Linked DNA regions of Homo sapiens: region 2 is linked to region 1. The links are chromatin loops, found by intact Hi-C in ENCODE. Cell type or tissue: B cell. All regions are shown on one strand. Each heading gives the region's core, and the rest is flanking DNA. Links, peaks and the distances in the headings are about the cores only. Region 1 overlaps MIR3681HG (MIR3681 host gene). Region 2 overlaps LPIN1 (lipin 1).

Region 1 (2,910 bases), core at 185-2,684:
AAAAAAAAAAAGATCACTTGGGATTATTTGAGTGGTGGGATGATAAGCCAAAATTTTCCGGCTTTCTAGATCTCTGTATTAAAAACAAGTTATAGTTGTTTTTTTAAATTAACATTCTTAAAATACCTACCAGTTGTAGTTTACTAACTGCAGTCAAATTTCTAAAGCTTGTTAGGTGATGGGGCTGCTAGAAGCCATGTGCTTATGAGACAATGCATTCAATGTTGACATTCATCATCTGCTTCTTTTTAAATAATTTTGGTAAACTATTCCTAACATAAAATTTACAACTTAACCATTTTTAAGTGTGCCGCTCAGCGGCATTAGGTACATTTACATTGTTGTGCAACCATCATCATCCATCTCCACAAGTCTTTTCATCATCCCAGACTGATACCCTGTCCCCATTTAATAATAGTTCCTCATTCTTCACTCCGACTCCTGGCAACCACCATTCTGCTCTTCGTGTCTATGAATTTGGCGGCTCTAGGTACCTCACGTAAGTGCAATCATGCCATATTTGTCCTTCTGGGACTGGTTTACTCCACTTAAGATAATGTCCTCAAGGTTCATCTGTATTGTGGTGTGTCAGAATTTCTTTCCCTTTGGAGACTGAATAATATTCCACTGATGTATGTGGCACATTTTGTTTCTCTGTTGATCCACCGATGAACACTTGGGTTGCTTCCACCTGTTGGCTATCGTGAATAATTCCGCCGTGCATATGAATGCATAAGTGTCTGTGTGAGACCCTGCTTTCAGTTCTTTTGGAAATATGCCCAGAAGTGGAATTTCTGGATCATGTGGAAATTCTGTATTTAATCTTTTGAGGAACCGCCATACTGCTTTCCACAATGGCTGCACCGTTTAACTCTCCTACCAGCAATGCACAAGAGTCCCAGCTTCTCCACATCCTTGCCAATGGTTATTTTATGTATGTGTCTGTGTGTGTGTGTGCGTTTTCTGATAGTGACCATTCACATGAGTGCAAGGTGATATCTCATTGTGGTTTTTATTTGCATTTTTATCTGCTCATTCTTACAGCAAACATTCACTGCCAGCACACAGGTGCCAAGACCTGGGACACGCACTAGTGCCCAGAGGGGCCCTGCTGTCATCGCCCTCAGAGTGGGGTGGGGGTACTGATAACCAAATGCAAGCTGGCATTACCCCTCCTGGCAGGCAGTGAGGGGTAGCCTGCACGTGGCACTGTGGGGACCCTGGGGTGGTGTGATGCTGGCTTGCTTGGTCATCTCCAGGACTTCCTAGTAGGCTAGAGACAGTGAGTTCCAAACACTTAGGAAAAAATTATAGAATAACACTTAACAAAAAATTATAGAATAACACATAACAGTGAGAAATTTCTACTCGTTTACTTATTGTTCTCCCTGCAAGCTGGGAAAAGACAAGCATTCTTTGATTTTGCTGTTAGAACGTGGGGTTCCTTGGAACAAGTTCCAAGCACCACAGGCTTAAATGAAACATGTATTTCCACAGAGATGAAAGAAAAGGGAGGGTAAGATATCTCCTATGCAATTGCTTTGTATGCAGCCCAGGCTGTGAGGAGGAACAGTTTAGGCAACAGCAACACCACCCCCTGGCATTTGCAGAGGGCATTTAACTCTTCAAAGCACTGCCTCATAACCAAAGGAGGTGGCGTCCATGCGGAGAAAAGGTTATCACTTTTTTTTTTCTTGGCCTATAATTACTCATGTGCTTCATGCACCTGGTGGAAATTATATTTAACAGTACATGCAAATGCTTATTTCCTGAATGAATTTACATTTTCTTAGCTACTTTCTACTGTTCCCTTAATGTGGGCTTTATTAACCAGTTTTTATGCATTTTTGTTGATGTTAGCTTCTTGGCTAGTAACATTCTCATTTGGAGCTATCTTGGAGGTAGGACATAAAATGTATATGTGTTTATAAGTATAACATTCTTGAAAAATCAGTTATTAAAAAACAAAACAAAAAAGATTTTATAGCCAGAGTAGTGGAAGTCTAAGCTTCCACTACTTTCTTTTTAATGTCATTGGTTGATAGGTATTATACAAGTAATTGCTACCTTTAAAAAATTGATGAGGTTTAGTGTTTACTCCTGCTGAGTGAATTTTTTTCAGGATACCAAGCATTCTTTCTGTACTCTGAGTCATAGGTCAAAAAGTGGCTCTTAGATTCATGTATTTACTCTTTCTGAAAGCTTCTGCCTCCATTGTGGCATTGTAAAAGTGTCCTGGCTTTTTTAGGGGGAAAGGGAATGGGTGTGATGCTTTCTTTCTGGAAGCTTCTGCCTCCATTGTGGCATTGTAAAAGTGTCCTCGTTTTTTTAGGGGGAAAGGGAATGGGGTGTGATGCCTTATAGGTGAAAAGATTTCTCTTATTCCGTCAAGACACAGGAGGTCTCAGAATGGTGCGAGTTTTGGCAGCCTGACTGGTTTCTTCAGGCCATGGGAGGAAGATAGAGCAGCAATGTTCAGGGACCTGATGTGCTCAGAGAGGCTCCCAGAGCACTGCGTCCACTGCAGGATCTTTTTGGTTTTTGATTCATTCAAGAAATATGAATTTATTATCTCTATTACGGGTTGACTTCTGTCCCAACAAAAGTATGCTGGAGTCCTAGCCCCAGGTGCCTGTGAATGTGACCTGATTTAGAAATTGGGTCTTTGCAAGTATAATGAAATTAAGATGATGTCATATGAAATCAGGATGAGCCCTAATTCCATATGACCGCTGCCCCTCTAAGAAGAAGAGGAAAGACATAAACCCAGACTCAGAGAGGACATCACGTGAAGATGGAGGGAGAGGTGGGAGTGACGTGTCCATGAGCTAAGGAGCATCAGGGACTTGTGGTAAATCCCCAGAAGCCAGGAGAGAGGCAGGACGTGGATTCTCCCTCAAAGCCCGCAGT
Region 2 (2,910 bases), core at 130-2,629, 280 kb before region 1:
GCTACCTCTCTACCATTTTATTATCAGCCTCATAATATTCCATTTTACAATGTGGATGGCCCATAATTTATTAAGCCAGAGTCATACAGATATTAAGTTATTTCTGATTTTCCCTATTACAATTAATGCTACAGTTACTGTTTTTGTACACGGATCTTACTGTATTTGTACAATCAGTTCCCAGCGGTATAGTTGCTAGGGTTTGCCAATAGGTGCCCCAAAAGATGGGCATTGCCACATTGCTTACCCCATTTATGACCCTGTTAGTAGTGAGTGACGATGTCTGATTCTCCTACTTTTCATGGGCCCTGGGGTTTTAATGAAATGCTTTGATTTTGGACCATCTGAAAGGCCTCTTTCGATTCCTGTATCTTTAATTATGAATGGGGTTGAATATCTCTCTCATATATTATTGGCCAAATGTGAACTGTCTATATGTTTTGTCCATTTTTTCTTTTGAGCTGTTCCAAGGCCATTTTTTTTTTTTTTTTGAGACGGAGTCTCGCTCTGTCGCCCAGGCTGGAGTGCAGTGGCGGGATCTCGGCTCACTGCAAGCTCCGCCTCCCGGGTTCACGCCATTCTCCTGCCTCAGCCTCCCAAGTAGCTGGGACTACAGGCGCCCGCCACTACGCCCGGCTAATTTTTTGTATTTTTAGTAGAGACGGGGTTTCACCGTTTTAGCCGGGATGGTCTCGATCTCCTGACCTCGTGATCCGCCCGCCTCGGCCTCCCAAAGTGCTGGGATTACAGGCGTGAGCCACCGCGCCCGGCCTCCAAGGCCATTTTAAACTGACCTTAATCTTCTAGAGGTGGCTGGTGTTGGCAAAAATTGTGGGGTTAGGAAAGCTGTGGCAGGGGTTTTGAATTTTGGCAGTTCCAAGAAAGCAGCGTTTCTTGGCAATTTGTGAAGCCTGGAGATGGATTCTGCCAATTTTGGAATAAATGTGGAATTTTCTAATTTAATCGTGAGGCAAGAAACCATGTGACCTCTGTCACCTCATCCTGACAGTGTCCGCAGTGCTGTCCTTTCTGGAACTGTATGAAATTGCGGTCGTGAATGCTTTGGAGCGTCTGCTGTGTGCTGGAGTTCTACAGATGAGCTTAATTATGGGAACGCCCTCCTGTCCCTGGGCAAGGAGGGGGATGAGCAGGGTGGGGGTGTGCTGGAGGAGGAGACGCCTGCCACTTTGCCACCCTGGAAGCTCACTGCAAGAGCTGCAAAATTTCCCACCTGCCTAACACAGGCAGGGCTTTGGTGGCGGGACCCCAGGGCTGGCTGTTTTTGCTCTTTCATCACTTTTGTCAGGAAGTATTGAAAGACCTTTAAAAGGCCTCTGACTTGCAGGGCCTCTGACCTGCAGGCCTTTTAAAGCATCTCCAGCTTTTCTAGTGAGTTTTTGTATTTTGGACGGGAATGTCTCACGAACCCTGGCATGCCAAGAAAGTCCCCAATTTCCCAGCAGGTAGTGATGGATGCAGAGCTGTGCTCTTCTGTTTAAGAAGCTCCTCAAGGCACTCTGGCCAGGACAGTTTAACCACAGGGACGCTGGTGGACTCAGTCAATCCAGACCTGGCAGAGGGCAGCAGCTGCCTATAAGTGTGTGCCAGTTACAGCAGGGCGTGGGCTGCTGCCCAGGTGGCCTGACTTTCTGTCTGTGTTCCTTTCCCTGTATCACCCTGAGTCTGAGCCAGACTTCCTCTTTTGTCACAGGTAATTCATCACCCTTATCAACCGCCGTTAAGTATCAGTCCACAATGCTCTGAAAAGACTTCCTCTTTGCCGTAAGTGTAAATTACAGGAGGAAGCTAACACTATTTATAAATCAATTTCATTTTCATGCAAGTCTTATTAGTCATGATACCATTTTGGGCACTTCCTAGAAGCTTTTTGTGTTTTTAAATGCTTTGGATGAAAATCCTCATTTGTCTTGTAAACCTCCAAGGTGGATGTGATCTCGGCGAACACCAGTAACAGCGTGATGTTTGTGACTTTATCCAGTGCTGGGCGGACCACAGATAGAGTCCCCAGGTGCTGAGACACTGACTGTAGTGTGCTCAGAGGAGGGCGGCTAGGGCAGTGAGCAGGAAGCCCCAAAATCGTCCCTGTCAAGCCCAGCTGGGGAGCCGACAGTGCCTTCCCTAGAGGAAGGGTGCCAGGGGTGGTCATTTAGTTGTCCTGACATGATCCGTTGGCCCCACGAGCAGCAGCCAGGTCTGTATCTGAGAGCTGTAATTTCCTGCTGATAACAGGAACACAGATAAGGGGCACCCCATCCCAGAGTGATATTAGGTTGGCTTTTGAATCACCAGGCTCCTTGGATGTGCCTTAAGCCCACAGGTGCCCTTTAAGCACCTGCCGTGAGGGCAGATGTGACAGATCGTGTTTGCTCTCTGGGCAGTGAGTGGGTTTTGGGTAGCTTCTCTCCAGGAAATGATGAATCACTCGGAGCTGAGCAAGTGCCAGAGAAGTCTTCAATCACAGACTGAACCCAGGAGGGTGTTTCGGCCTTTCTAAGTCCTTAAGGGTTGTAGGGAAGGTTTTGAACAATGGCTTTTGACTTTACCTTCTGAGAGGCTCTGTCAGGGAGTGGTGATGCTGCGGGTGAGAGCAGTTTTGAAGGTGTCACATCCAGGGCCAACCCTGAGCCTTGCTTCTGTAGCCACCTCCTATGGGAGGTCATGACAATAATAAGATTTTGCATGTGTTGTCCAGGAGCAAAGACCTTTCCAAACTAGTCGTTGTGTTGACCACTGAGGATGACAGCCTGGTGGGCTCAGTCAGAGCCATTGTGTTAATACCCTGCTCCCACACACATAGCTGGTAAATGCCAGAAGTTAACACTCACAGCCAGGCCTTCCGACCCCCAATTTTGTGTCATTTCTGCTTTTCAGTCTTACCCTTAGGTGTCA

What was found. A loop is a pair of places that touch in the nucleus more often than their neighbours do. Peaks named below come from ENCODE experiments on the same cell type or tissue, not always from the same donor. Only the 100,000 strongest peaks of a DNase experiment are listed, where the experiment ranks them.
Region 2: a loop joins it to region 1, with 2.8 times the contacts of the local background. A loop is called at or near these places in 2 of 110 quality-filtered maps.

The regions. Positions count from the first base shown.
Region 1 is chr2:12,030,977-12,033,886 of GRCh38, forward strand. The region is part of intron 2 of MIR3681HG (MIR3681 host gene); the gene reads left to right. Among named protein-coding and RNA genes, the nearest start is that of MIR3681HG, 25 kb to the left of the region's middle. In B cell, for the core only: CTCF peaks have their summits at 1,623 and 1,828; DNase peaks (open chromatin) are centred at 1,165 and 1,645; H3K4me3 peaks cover 1,424 bases; H3K27ac peaks cover 1,809 bases.
Region 2 is chr2:11,751,959-11,754,868 of GRCh38, forward strand. All of the region lies in intron 1 of LPIN1 (lipin 1), which reads left to right. Among named protein-coding and RNA genes, the nearest start is that of LPIN1, 6.8 kb to the left of the region's middle. RefSeq lists an enhancer at 1,837-2,046. In B cell, for the core only: a CTCF peak has its summit at 1,510; a DNase peak (open chromatin) is centred at 1,713; H3K4me3 peaks cover 1,246 bases; H3K27ac peaks cover 1,472 bases.